Regions from separate parts of the Mus musculus genome. Here region 2 is linked to region 1. A link is a contact called in ENCODE Hi-C or POLR2A ChIA-PET data. All regions are on one chromosome and are shown on one strand. Each heading gives the region's core, a stretch centred on a gene start or an enhancer-like site at or near the end of the contact. The rest is flanking DNA. Distances are from core to core; before and after follow the strand shown. Region 1 holds the start of Camsap3 (calmodulin regulated spectrin-associated protein family, member 3). Region 2 holds the start of Fcor (Foxo1 corepressor).

Evidence for each region. Hi-C counts contacts between places; a loop is a spot of excess contacts on that map. ChIA-PET counts read pairs that join two places held with the same protein, here RNA polymerase II (POLR2A).
Region 2: POLR2A ChIA-PET joins it to region 1 with 10 read pairs in embryonic stem cell. The contact joins the promoter of Fcor here to the promoter of Camsap3 in region 1. A Hi-C loop is called at or near these places in 2 of 37 maps with a recorded cell type or tissue (mouse embryonic stem cell and regulatory T cell). POLR2A ChIA-PET finds 5 or more read pairs at or near these places in 3 of 5 experiments (Patski and embryonic stem cell).

What each region holds. Positions count from the first base shown.
Region 1 is chr8:3,585,107-3,591,322 of GRCm38, forward strand. Camsap3 (calmodulin regulated spectrin-associated protein family, member 3) reads left to right here and starts at 2,344. Exons shown (of 17, transcript NM_027171.3): 1 at 2,344-2,853. The coding sequence starts at 2,706.
Region 2 is chr8:3,668,041-3,674,726 of GRCm38, forward strand. Fcor (Foxo1 corepressor) reads right to left here and starts at 4,351. Exons shown (of 2, transcript NM_001357661.1): 1 at 4,140-4,351; 2 at 3,145-3,356. The coding sequence starts at 4,328. The coding sequence ends at 3,219. It overlaps Mcemp1 (mast cell expressed membrane protein 1), which reads left to right. Exons shown (of 7, transcript NM_026985.1): 6 at 152-205; 7 at 292-865. The coding sequence ends at 305. It overlaps Gm45231 (a long non-coding RNA gene), which reads right to left. Exons shown (of 2, transcript XR_870093.2): 2 at 5,980-6,566.

The DNA.
Region 1 (6,216 bases), core at 1,094-3,593:
TGTGGTGGTTCTCTGACCTCCATCCACATGTTGTGGTGCATGCCCACGCTTACATACACAGGCAATGATAAAAAATCAAAATTAAAAAGCTCAGGAAGCCAGCCTTTCTAATCTAATTATCTCGGCCTTGTGAGGGGCTGGGACAGAGGTCCCAACTCCCAAATCTTTTCTTTCTCAGGCCCCAGGTCCCTGGGGGTGTGCAGGTGTCAGAGGCAGCTGGCCAGCCACACAGGGAGGAGAGCGGTAAGAGAGACTACTAGAAAGTGAGAAAGACAGGACTGTGCAGAAGCAACTGATGGACAGCTGTCACAGGAGACCCACACCCGGAACAGGCTGGTCTGGGAAGGCAATGGAGTGGGGGGAGGGGCTGCACCTACTTAGTGCCAAGATCAGTAGGAGGGCAGGGCATTTCCCACCACCACCACATATACACTCACACACACACACTCACACACACTCACATACACACACACTCACATACACTCACATACACTGTCTCTGTCTTCTCTCTCTCTGCATCTTTGCATCTCTGTTTCTGTCTTTCCCCCCTCTCCTTTTCTCTCTTTCTCTCTTTCTCTCTTTCTCTCTCTCTCTCTCTCTCTCTCTCTCTCTCTCTCTCTCTCTCTCTCTCTCTCTCAGAAAGTCCTAGATCTTAATTAACCCTCTCCCTCATCCCCATTTTCCCCAAACCAGACCAGGTCTATCAATTCTGTCCTGTGGTGGGTGAAGCTGCCCAAAGCCAGGACTTGGAGAGCCTTCCCAGGTCTGATAATCCACCTTCCTCATTTGCCCAGTAGGAATGGCCCTAGTCCTTCAGGCCTGTGGGCATGCGGAAGGGAGGAGAAAAGGGGTGGCTTCAATAAGAGAAGGCCTGCCCTCCCAGATTGCCACCCCAGGACAGCTAGTGAGTGAACCATTTATATCCACCTGAATCCTCAGGAAAATGTGGCAGTTTTTGTAGCTGCCAAGGGCCGGGCAGTGGTGCCACATGCCTTTAATCCCAGCATTTGGGAGGCAGAGGCAAGTAGATTTCTGAGTTTGAGGCCAGCCTGATCTACAGAGTCAATTCCAGGACAGTCAGGGTTACACAGGGAAACCCTGTCTGGAAAAACCAAAATAAATAAATAAATAATAAAAAAAATAAAATCATAGCTGCCAGCCTTTTTCTAAGATCCATCTAGTCAACAGAGGGGAGTCCCTTAGGTTCTGCCTCACCTCACTCAAGCCACCTGTAACACAGGCCCCCAAACAGTGAGTGTTCCAACCCAGTTCTGTAGATAAATAGATTTGTATTATGGAGCTGGGAATGCTGAACCTGAAAACACACACACACACAAAAGACTGTTTATACCAAAAAAAAAAAAAAAAAGTATGCACCTACACATCATTAGTCACACACAGAAAGCCCCATGCACACAACCACACCCGCAAACACACAGATCCTCTCAGACCCTTACCTACATCTAGTCAGAGGCTTTCTTCAACAAATACTGCAGATATCAAAGGTACACATCAGGACATTTGCAATCCACCTAGTAACCCTACAGAGCTAATCTCACATACACAGCTTTTCTCCTGCCTAAATACACCCACTTGGTATCTCTGCCATCTTCCTGCCCTGACAGAGTCAACAATTACACCCTTATATGATAGATGTGTTTAGACTCACATCATTCTTTCTCCCCCCGCTCTTTCTCTTCCTTCATTTCCAATCTTAGAACACAGAAGGTTGTACAACACAATTCTTTGATTTTACTTATTTATCTCATGTATCCCAGGATCACCTTGAACTTACAAAAATTCTCTTCTTCCCACTTCCCAAGTGCCATGATTCTAGGCATGTACCTACCACCATCCCTAGCTTATTTGGTGCTTGGGATGGAGGAGAAGGTTTTGTACATACCAGATAAGGACTCTGTCAACTAGGGCACAACCCTAGCCACTTAATACAAACCATTGTACCACAACAGGTTTGAAACAGTCACCTTCACAAACAGATGACATCACAAATCTAGATACCTATAGACAGAGATGTTCACAGGTACTCTCAAGCAAGTGGATACAAACACATTCATTTTCTTTTTAAACTAGGACAGAGTCTTGCTGTGTAGCCCTGGTTGGCCTAGAACTTACTGTATAGTAATAGCCACAAACTCCATATGCATATGTGAACTCCACCTGCATATGTGTGGGATCAAAAGCCTACATGGACATCCATGACAAAGGGTCCCTAAGCCTCTCCAGGGTCCGGGAGTGAGCAGGAACACACGCGCGCGCGCGCACACACACACACACACACACACACACACACACACACACACACGAGAACGCATACAGGGACATGCGTTCTTCTGCAGCCCTTCCCTCATCCGCCATCACTGCCGCCCTTTGCAGCAGGAGGACCTATGGAAGCTTTAATGTCAGTGGGGACCCATGTGGACCCAGGAGCCAGAGAGAACTGAGTCCAATCTGGGGGCGGGGCGCACCTGGGTTCCGCCTTGGGGCGGGGTCGACGCCGCGTCGCCAGCGCGCTCGACCGCACCTGGTTCAGCGGCGCCTCAGCAGCTTTATTAGTAACAGCAGCAGCCGCGGCGGCAACCCGATTCGGGGTGGCGGAGGCTCGGCAGCAGCGCAGCGCAGCGCAGCGCACGCAGCCCAGCCCATCAGAGCGCGCGGACCCGGGCGGCCGTAACCCCGGCGTCGCCATGGTGGAAGCGGCGCCCGCAGGGTCCGGGCCACTGCGGAGGACTTTCCTGGTCCCCGAGATCAAGTCTTTGGACCAGTACGATTTCTCTCGAGCCAAGGCGGCGGCGAGTCTGGCGTGGGTGCTGCGGGCCGCATTCGGGGGAGCAGGTAACCCGAGGGCCTTTGGGGAGGGGACCGGGGGAGCCAGGCTGGGGCGCGGCAGGTGCGGGGGGCGGGGCGCCAAGCCGGGGCCGTGGGAACAATAGCTTCGGGGCTGCCTAGGGTCCCCGAGCTTTTGGTCTTTGCTAAGCTGGGCCTCCAAGCTTCCTGCTCGGACGGGGCCCTTGGACTTTGCCCGCCCGGGTCGCTGGAACGCAGTCGGGGGTGGGGCCCGCCAAGAGGCTGTGCGCCTTGGGACCCCGGGATCAGAGCCCCCAGGTGAGCAGGGGTGGGGTCTGCAGACCAATTTTGTGTGTGGTGGGGGAAGGGTCTCCTGGTAGTCCTCTGCTTCCCGCCTCCCACCCCACTCCTCAGACCCCAGGGCCTAACTGCATGGCCAACTCCCCTTTCACACACATCAGAAGCCTGTGATGGTTCCTCCTACCCCCACCTTCCCTATCTACCCTCACAACGTGTACGCGGTGGCTTGGACCCCGCAAGGAGCGTTTTAAGAGATCAGAGCTACAGCTCAGTGACTGGGACACAAACCCTGCCTTGCCGGTGGCCAGCGTGTGTGTGTGTGTGTGTGTGTGTGTGTGTGTGTGTGTGTGTGGTGTGTCTGGGACCACTCTTTCGTCTCGATGGCCCCGTAAAGGCTGGCAGTTGTGACTTATTGCCACATTTTCCTGAGGATTCAGGTAGGCATAAATGGCTCATTCACCAGCTGTTCTAGGGTGGCAGCTCGGGCGGCCAGGCCTTCTCTTATTGAAGCCACCCCTTTTCTCCTCCCTTCCGCATGCCCACAGGCCTGAAGGACTAGGGCCATTCCTACTGGGCAAATGAGGAAGGTGGATTATCAGACCTGGGAAGGCTCTCCAAGTCCTGGCTTTGGGCAGCTTCAGCCACCACAGGATAGAACTGGGAGGCCAGGCTTGGCCTTGGGAAAAACAGAGGTTCATTAAGGTCTAGGCCTTACTGGGAGTAGAAGAACGAGACATACATGCACAGAGACAGAAAAAGATAGAGACAGTAGGAACAGATAGAGATAGAGAGAAGGAGAGGGGGAGAGACAGAAACAGAGATGCAAAGATGCAGAGAGAGAGAGAAGGCAGGAACAGAGTGTGAGTGTATGTGAATGTGTGTGTGTGTGTGTGTGTGTGTGTGTGTGTGTGTGTGTATGTGGTGGTGGTGGGAAATGCCCTGCCCTCCTACTGATCTTGGCACTAAGTAGGTGCAGCCCCTCCCCCACTCCATTGCCTTCCCAGACCAGCCTGTTCCGGGTGTGGGTCTCCTGTGACAGCTGTCCATCAGTTGCTTCTGCACAGTCCTGTCTTTCCCACTTTCTAGTAGTCTCTCTTACCGCTCTCCTCCCTGTGTGGCTGGCCAGCTGCCTCTGACACCTGCACACCCCCAGGGACCTGGGGCCTGAGAAAGAAAAGATTTGGGAGTTGGGACCTCTGTCCCAGCCCCTCACAAGGCCGAGATAATTAGATTAGAAAGGCTGGCTTCCTGAGCTTTTTAATTTTGATTTTTTTATCATTGCCTGTGTATGTAAGCATGGGCATGCACCACAACATGTGGATGGAGGTCAGAGAACCACCACAAAACATCATCCTTGTCACCTGAACACTTCATCGGGTCTTCTGAAATAGGTACCTCTACCCACTGGGCAATCTTGCCAGCCAGGAGCCCAACTCTGTTAAGTCATGGTTGAGTTTGAGGCCCAGCCCTGACCAGGACAGCTGGTGTGGAAGAATAATTCAGGTTCTCTGAACTTCTGTTTCTTTTTTTATTTAAGAAAAAGAAAAAAGAAAAAGGTGTTTGTCCACTTACATATCTGTGCCTGAAATCACATAGAAGTTGCTTGCCTGTGGTGTCATGCAGTGGGTTTTCAACTCCATTACTTGTTTTAAAGTTATATTTATTTTCTTATTGGTGTGTGTGTGGGGGGCACCTATGTGGAGGTCAGAGAACAGCATGGGCCCTGGGGGTCAATCTCAGATTGTTAGACTTGCTGGCAAGCACCTTTCTCTGCTGAACTAGGTTGTTGAGAGGTGACTTGATTGTCTGATGTGGCACAAGACACAGCTTGGTCAGTGTTCACTATGGCAGCTGCTGTGGCTGGTGAGAGTATTTTATCAGTGCCTCCCAGTGTCTCTTAGGCAGAGGACCGTGCAGAAGTTACTCTGTAAGTTTGCAGAAGGGAAGCCCCTGGAGGGGACCTTCATGCTCAGATTCACACATTTCTCTTCTGTTGACCCAGCCCCTTGCACCATGCAGCACTACTCAGTGGCTGCAGCTGGCTCAGGATCAGATTCAGCTCTCAGCTACCTGTGTCTCCCTCCCAGACAAGGAGGTGGGGGCTGGGGGGAGATGCTGAGGAACAGATCAAGGCCAGGTCATCTTTAAAATATAGTTATGTGTGTGTGTGTGTGTGTGTGTGTGTGTGTGTGTGTGTGTGTGTGTGTGTGTGTGTGCCTGCCTCTGGGTGTCCCAGGGCTTGTGTGGCAGTCAGACAGGTTAGGGTTTTTTGTTCTTGCTCCTTGGTTGTGTAGGTGTCAGGGATAGAATTCAGGTTATCGGGCTTGGTGGCAAGTGCCTTTACCAGCCAAAAATCCTCTCTTCCTGGTGCAGTTTTATTGTTGTTTGTTTGTTTGTTTGTTTGTTTTTGATTGGTAATTGCCAGCACTTGGGTTGCAGCCTAGGGCCCTATGCTAGGGAGTGTCTACCAGCTGAGCTGTGACCCCAGCCCCTCATTGGGGGATGCTAGGGAGCCACTGTACCACGGAGCCACACCTCCAGCCCCTCTCTGATTTGCTGGGTAAATAGGTTCATACCACCAGGCCCTGCCACTTGGGTTTCTTTACAGACACCTTTCTACAGGGAGCCAATGCTTGGTGCTTAGGGTGTGGAGGAGATGCTGGGAGAGATCCAGGAGAATGGGGATGGGCACCAAATTAGGTCCTGGATACCTACTGTGGTAAGACCCAGTGTGGTCCAAGCAGCTGGGTCTGCAGGAGAAAGTTCCCAAGATTTTCCAGAGGGGGGTGGGTGAGGAAGGGGGGTTCCCCTGAGAAGCTGTCTTGAGACCACCAAGGGGAGCAGCCTATGGCTGCAAGCTGCTTAGAGGAGAGCATGAAGCTCCCCATGGTGCCTGGAGGTCAGAGCAAGAGGGTGCAGAGTGGGCTTCAGAAGGAGGACCTCTCAGATTAAGATCCAAGGGAGGGCACTGGGGAGCCAGAGAAGGTGTCTGGGCACCAAGGAGCTCACACAGACTTAGGAAGGGGTAGTTCTGGTGTCCCCCAAGGCAAGGTGTGAGGAATGCAAGCTGGTGGGCTCAGGAGAGACAGACTTGGAGATAAGAAAGGCTTC
Region 2 (6,686 bases), core at 3,101-5,600, 85 kb after region 1:
ACTGCGCGTGTGCACACACACATCACACCACACCATTACGGTGAACCTCCACTACAGGGATCTGCTTCACTCAAACTGGAAACTACTAATGATGTCAGGGCTTTGTTTGCAGCCCCATTCCAGATTTATCTGTTTCCTCTCCTTCCCCCAGATATAACCCAAATCAAGAAAACTCTTGAGGCGCTAGAAAAGAAGGCACAGCCTCGTAAGTCAGGGCCGGGGAGGTGGACTGGGGTGGAGTCCCAGACCTAGTGCTGGTCTGCCTGACCTCAGGTCTCTCCTCTCTTACAGAGCCCAGTACATAAGAGGACACCACAGCAGTACCTGTGAAGACTCCGAATTGCACCTGCTAGTGAAGATGGCAGATGGGGGTGGGTACTGAGCTTGAGTGTGAACCTGCCGTGCATCCTCATATAAAAAAGATTCTCCACCAGGGGGAATGAGTGTTGAAGAGGTGTGTATGCAAATGAGCATTTGGGGTTTCCATGTATTCCAGGAGAAGGGTTTATGGTGGAAAGAGAACATGGCAGTCACAGCAGGTGTTACTCTTTATGGGCCACATAGGTGTATGCCCTGGCTTATGTGAGTATAGGCATGTCCTGGTTGGCAGCTATTCCCGAGAAGTCCCCAAAGTGTAAGTGACATGTAGGACATGCCTCCCCATTCTCTTGCTCATGTATGTGCATCTGGCTGTTCTGTATGTGTGTCACTGAAGTGGTGGGTGATAGACATCACCCTGGAGATGTGTCATGGCATGGGTCATTCCTAGTGTTTTTGGTCATGTCAGCTTGTGTGTTCAGGGCATGCACACAAATGTAGCCATCGATTTCTGCACTTGTATTTATGATTCAAGAAGATAAATGCCAAGGGAAATGATATGACTCTGGAGCTGTTTTGGGGAGGCCTGTGGGACAGAACTTTGGGACCTGGTGGGGAGATTGGATTTAGGGCTTTGGTTTGGTGATGAAACAAAACACCCAGTCCTGGAAGCCAGACATGGTGCAGCTGGACTGTAATTCCATCGCTTGAGAGGCTGATTGAGATAGGAGGATCATGAGTTCAAGGTCAGCTCTGGCTACAAAAGTAGAGCTGGGGTAGGGTAGTGAGATGGCTCAGCATGCAAAATGCACCGAGGCAGAACCTGACCTGAGTTTTATCCCTGGGGTCCACACAGTGGGAGCCCCACCTGCACACCAAGGTGAATGAAAGACACAATACTAAAATAATTAGAAAAAAAATACCCAAAGGAATCTATGCCCTACTAATGAGACATGTTGTAAAAAAAAGTATTTAATAAAAATTTCCAGTGCAGGGTTCCTTCCCACCTTAGACCATTTGTGTTCCCGAATGAAAGACACAAACTATGCCATATATTTTAAAATATGCCTTAGGCAGCTCAATGGCTGAACAGCTGCCCATGGTCCATGCCGTTAGAATCCACTTTCCAACTGATAACTCCAAGTCATTACTCACTAAATTCTATGTTCTGTCTGGGCTGCTCTTAACTTCATTTATCCAGCCCACATGGCCACGCTTTTATGGCTCTCCTTCTCCCTCCTGCACCATAGTCCTCTTCCATGGTGGCTCTCCTTCTCCCTCCTCTTCCTCATGGTCTCTAGCCTGGGGAAACTTCAACCCTGCCTATGTCATGTCTCTTCTCCCCAGTTATTGGCTGCTGGCATCTTTATTTGCCAATCAGAATTAATTGGGGGTGGGGTCCCTCAGGCTACCTGCAGACTCCAAATCTTGGAGGCCATCCCTTAGCATTTTGACAAACAGTAAAAAGACAAAACCTCAGCAAGACACTTGCTCATCCATGAAATAGATGATAGATCGGCAATGGCCAGAAAACGGAAACAGCCTAGATGTCCATCAACTGGTGAAAATGTGCTGCATATATACAGGACAGAATTTACTCAGCACCAAAGGAAAATGAAATAATGACATCGTCAGGAAAATGGATGTGACTGGAAATCATTGTGTTAGGTGAAATAAGCCTAGAATAAGGTTGGAAACAAAACAAAACAAAACAAAGCACCCCTAAACCAAAGACTGTATATTGTCTCTCATATGTGGAGTCTAGCTTCCAATATTGTGTGTGTGTGTGTGTATGTTAGAATGGGTGCATGTAGAAACCACTAAGATGGAAAGATCCCATGAGAGGGGTTGGGAGAGAAGCCTCAGGGAGAGGGGTTGGAGGGCAATAGAGCACAGGCAGTAAGAGAGTAGAGGGAGGATCCTGAGATGGTTGGATCTAAGTGGGATTGGGGCCAGGAAAATGGGTGACTTAGTCAGGGTTTTACTGCTGTGAACAGACACCGTGACCAAGGCAACTCTCATAAGGACAACATTTAATTGGGGCTGGCTTACAGGTTCAGAGGTTCAGTCCATTATCACCAAGGCAGGAGCATGGCAGCATCCAGGCAGGCATGGTGCAAGAGGAGCTGAGAGTCTTACCTCTTCATCTGAAGGCTGCTAGAACACTGGCTTCCAGGCAGCTAGAAAGCCGGTCTTAATGCCCACATCCGCAGTGATGCACTTCCTCCAACAAGGCCACACCCACTCTAGCCAGGCCACACCTCCAAATAATGCCATTCCCTGGCCAAGCACATTGAAACCACCACAGTGGAGAAGCAGAGAGTTGAGGGGATAGTCAACCCAAAGTAGGTATGTATGAAAATATCATAAAATAAGCTAATTAAAAATAGCAATAAAAGAACAAATGTTCAGTGTAGATTTCTGCATGGGCTTGAACCTGTCCCTGGGGTGTGGCTGCTGGAGCAGACCCTTACCCTCCAGGGTGCACACGAGTATAAGTGTGCCTCTGTGTGCTGGCAGCCTAAGCCCTGTAATACGTCCCTTACTGTCTCTGAATGCATGGATATATACGAGCCCCTAAGTGAGTACCCAGAGTGCGTATGTATAGCTGAGCACACCCTACTAGTGTCTGAGCATTATGTGTCCCCTTCCACCATATATAATACAAATAAAGGAAACCCTGTAGTCATGTAGGGGTAGACAAATGCGTATAATAAGCCCAGGCCTAGGGAGGCATAGCGTGAAACTCTAGACTAGATGCAAGTCTGCCTGTCCCAAGGTCTCTCCTTTTCCCCCATAGTCAGCTGTAATAGAAAGACATCAACATCAGACTCAGATGACTCTGTATTGTCCTTGCTAGTGAAGGTAGAAGGCGGGGGAGTTACATTAGGCTATGCATGCTAGCACATGCCTTTAGTCCCAGCATTTAGGAGGCAGCAGCAGGTGGATCTTTGTGAGTTCAAGTCCAGCCTGATATATAGAGTTCCAATAGAGCCAGGGCTCTGTAGAAAGACTCTCTCACCACTACCATCACCACACTAAAAAAGAAAGAAAAAGAAAGTGGGGGTTATCTTTTTACCCTAGTTTCAGTGTGTATTATTTATTAATAGAAAAATCACTCCTCACGATGAATGACATGGAAATATACCATGCAAGGCTGGAGAAATGGCTCAGAGGTTAGGAGTGCTTCCTGCAATTCCCAGGACCCTGAGTTCAGTTCTCAGCTCCCCTTTTGGGCAGCTCACAACTGTTTGTAGCTAGCTTCAGAAGATCTGATGTTACCTCCTAGCATGCACGCACACATTTCTTTATTTTAATAAATTTATGTTTATTTAGATGTATTTGTGTGCATGTCTGTGTGTATGCCACATGTATACAGGTGCTTTCGGGAGGTCGTCTGGAGCTGGAGTTACAGGCATTTATGAATTGCCTGATGTGTATGCTAGACATTGAACTCAGGACCTCAGGATTCACCATTTAAGTGCTCTTAATAACGGAGACATCTCTCTAGCCCAATAAATCTTTTTTTTTTTTTTTTAAAAGGAAATTCACCAAGCCTCAGATTCTTGGATATACATAAAAGAACATGTGCCCTAGGGCATGCACATTATCCTGAGACCAGAGGCTAACTGCCCTAGAAAAGCAAGAGATCATAGCCCAGTGCCAGCTAGTGTCAGGCACGATCCTGGTAGACACGCGCTCCCCCTTGTGGCAGTTTTCCGTACACCCCTGCTCCTCCCCCGTACCTGCACGAAAAGCTCCCCTTTTAGGACTCCCCTTCAGAGCATTTTGCTAAGATCCGGTGCAGTTCCCAGCCCTACCTGCACCGGTCTCATCCTTTCTCTGTGTATCTGCGCTGCGTCTCCCAGTCTATCTGCTTTGGATGGTCCTGCGGTGGTGAAGTGGAAGTCTCGAAGTCCCGGCCCTGGAGCAGCTCTGGTGGAAGGGCCTCCTAAGCATTCCGCAGAGCCCTCTTCCTGATGGCGGCGTGTAGGACCGCCCATTCCCATCCATCCTTGCAAACCCGGGGTCTGGTGCGTGCACAGCGGGGAAGGGCTCGGCTCCAATTCCATTTCACAAGAGTGTTCTTGCTTCACCCAGAGAGGCGTCCTAGGCTCCAGTTCACCGTCCTTTCCAGGAACCTTCTGCTACCATCTCGCTCTTTGGTCTGCTGTGGCTTCATAGTCTCCTCTAGGAGAGATGGCCTCTGTCTCCTTCCTAAAGGGTTAATGTAGCGAGGCAGGTCAGGGTCCTGGCAAAGGACCACCGGAGAAGGCAGGTGATATACTTTTCTCTTCCATAATTCCTCTTCTTTCCCCTAGTATAGGTTGGGCTAATACGGTGTAGGCTACTCTATCCATCCCCCTTCGCTTTTCCTTTCCCCTTTGGATGCTGGCCTGAGTATGCTTTTAAACTTCCTAACAGTCTGGCTTGGGTTTTCCTTAGTCCTTTTTCTAGAGCTCCAGTCCCATCAAGTGTGGCTGACCTCCATGACAGCGGATCTTCTTCATTCTCCTTGGCTTGCTTGCCCTGAGACTACAGGTTGCCTGCCCTGGACTTTCCATTTTAAACTCGAATAAATTGCCCCGAAAATTCCATTTGAGTCAGTGTCTACATTTCTGACTTTTTCTTCTCTGTAGCCTAAGCTGACCTTAAACCAGACCCGTTGTTACAGATGGCATGGCTGTTGGCCGGGTTGGGGATTCATAGCTCATACGTTTATGTTTTCACCTATGAGTTATATCCACCTAGTTACAATCAGAGGGACCCAGGGCACTTCCACTCCGGCGAACACTAGAATATAAAAGCCCCAGGCAGATGTCTTCCTTCCTCCTATCTCCCCAGGCTTTGGATCCAGGCTTTGGATCCAACGTGACTTTGAGGTGCTTGGGAAATGTCTGTTGACTGAGGGCCAGTGAGAAGAGTCAGAGAGTACAAGTGTCTCTTGGAGGGCAGTCATGATAGATCCCTTTTGGTGAGTGCTCCATAGCCTCAGTAATAGTGTCAGACCTTGGGACCTTCCCTTGAGCTGGATCCCACTTTGGGCCTGTTGCTGGACCTCCTTTTTGGGAGTCAAGCAATCTTATCCATGGCGTTCCAGTGTCTTCTTTTCTCTGTCACTTTTTTTTCTGTCATTGGTTCTTTTGAGACAGGGTCTTACTCTATAACCTTGGCTGGCTTTGAACTCAAAACCCATTCTGCTTTAGCTTCCTAAATGCTGAGACTACCTACAGGCCTGAGTCACTGTAACAGCTCTCTCTCTCTCTCTCTCTCTCTCTCTCTCTCTCTCTCTCTCTCTCTCCCTCTCTCTCTCCCTCCCTCCCTCCCTCCCCCTGTGTTGTTTTGTTTATGGCAGGGTCTCGCTATATGACCTTGGTTGCTATGGAGCTTGCTATGTAGACTAGGCTGGTCTTAAACTCACAGAGATCCACCTGTCTCTGCCTGCTTCTTGCTGAGATTAAAGGTGTGCACCACTTTGCCTAGCCTCTCATTGAGAGAGAGAAAAAGATAAATTTCTCCACTCATGCTGTCCAGTAGCAGCTTTTGTGTTCTTCAAGCGCGGGCAGTATGAGCTGAGCTGTATCTATTTTGAAAATACACACTTGGTTTTTTAACACTAGGAAGAAGTGGTAATAGCAAAGACAAGAGACATAAGGAAAATTAAAAATCAATACCCATTATTAACATTTCTTTATTGTAGTAGTCAGGGTTCACTAGAGTCACAGAACTTATGGGTAGTCTCTATATAGTAAAGGGATGAACCACTGAGCCATCTCTCCAGCACTAAAATGTACTAAAGCATTTAAAAAATAGTATTTTGGGCCAGGGGATGACCTCGTCTGTAAAGTGCTTGCTGCACAAGGATTAGGGTCTTGCTTCAATTCCCAAAACCCACATGTAAGGCCAGACATATAGGCGCACAACCGTAATCCCAGAGCTGAGGAGACAAAGACAGGGGAGGGGAACTCTGAGGCTCATGGTCTGCCATCTCAGTTGAATTAGGGCGCTCCAAGACCCAGAAAGAGACCATATTTCAAAATGAAGCCAACACCAGGTGTGGTGGTGCACGCCTTTCATCCCAGCACTCAGGCAGCAGAGGAAGGCAGGGTGTGAGTTCGATGTCAGCCTGGTCTGAACATTCAAGGTTGTCTTCTGGCCTCCACAGGCACATAGCCCCCTCCTCTTTCTTCTCCTTTTCTTTTCTGAGACAGGATCTCATTATGTAGACATGGCTGGTGTGGACCTCCCTGTGGAGACCAGGTTGTCCTTAAACTCATAGAGAGCCACTTGCCTCTGCCTATTGAATGCTGGTATTTATTCGTTTATTTTTAAAATTTTGAATTCTTTAGCTAGAAAGCCCCACATTG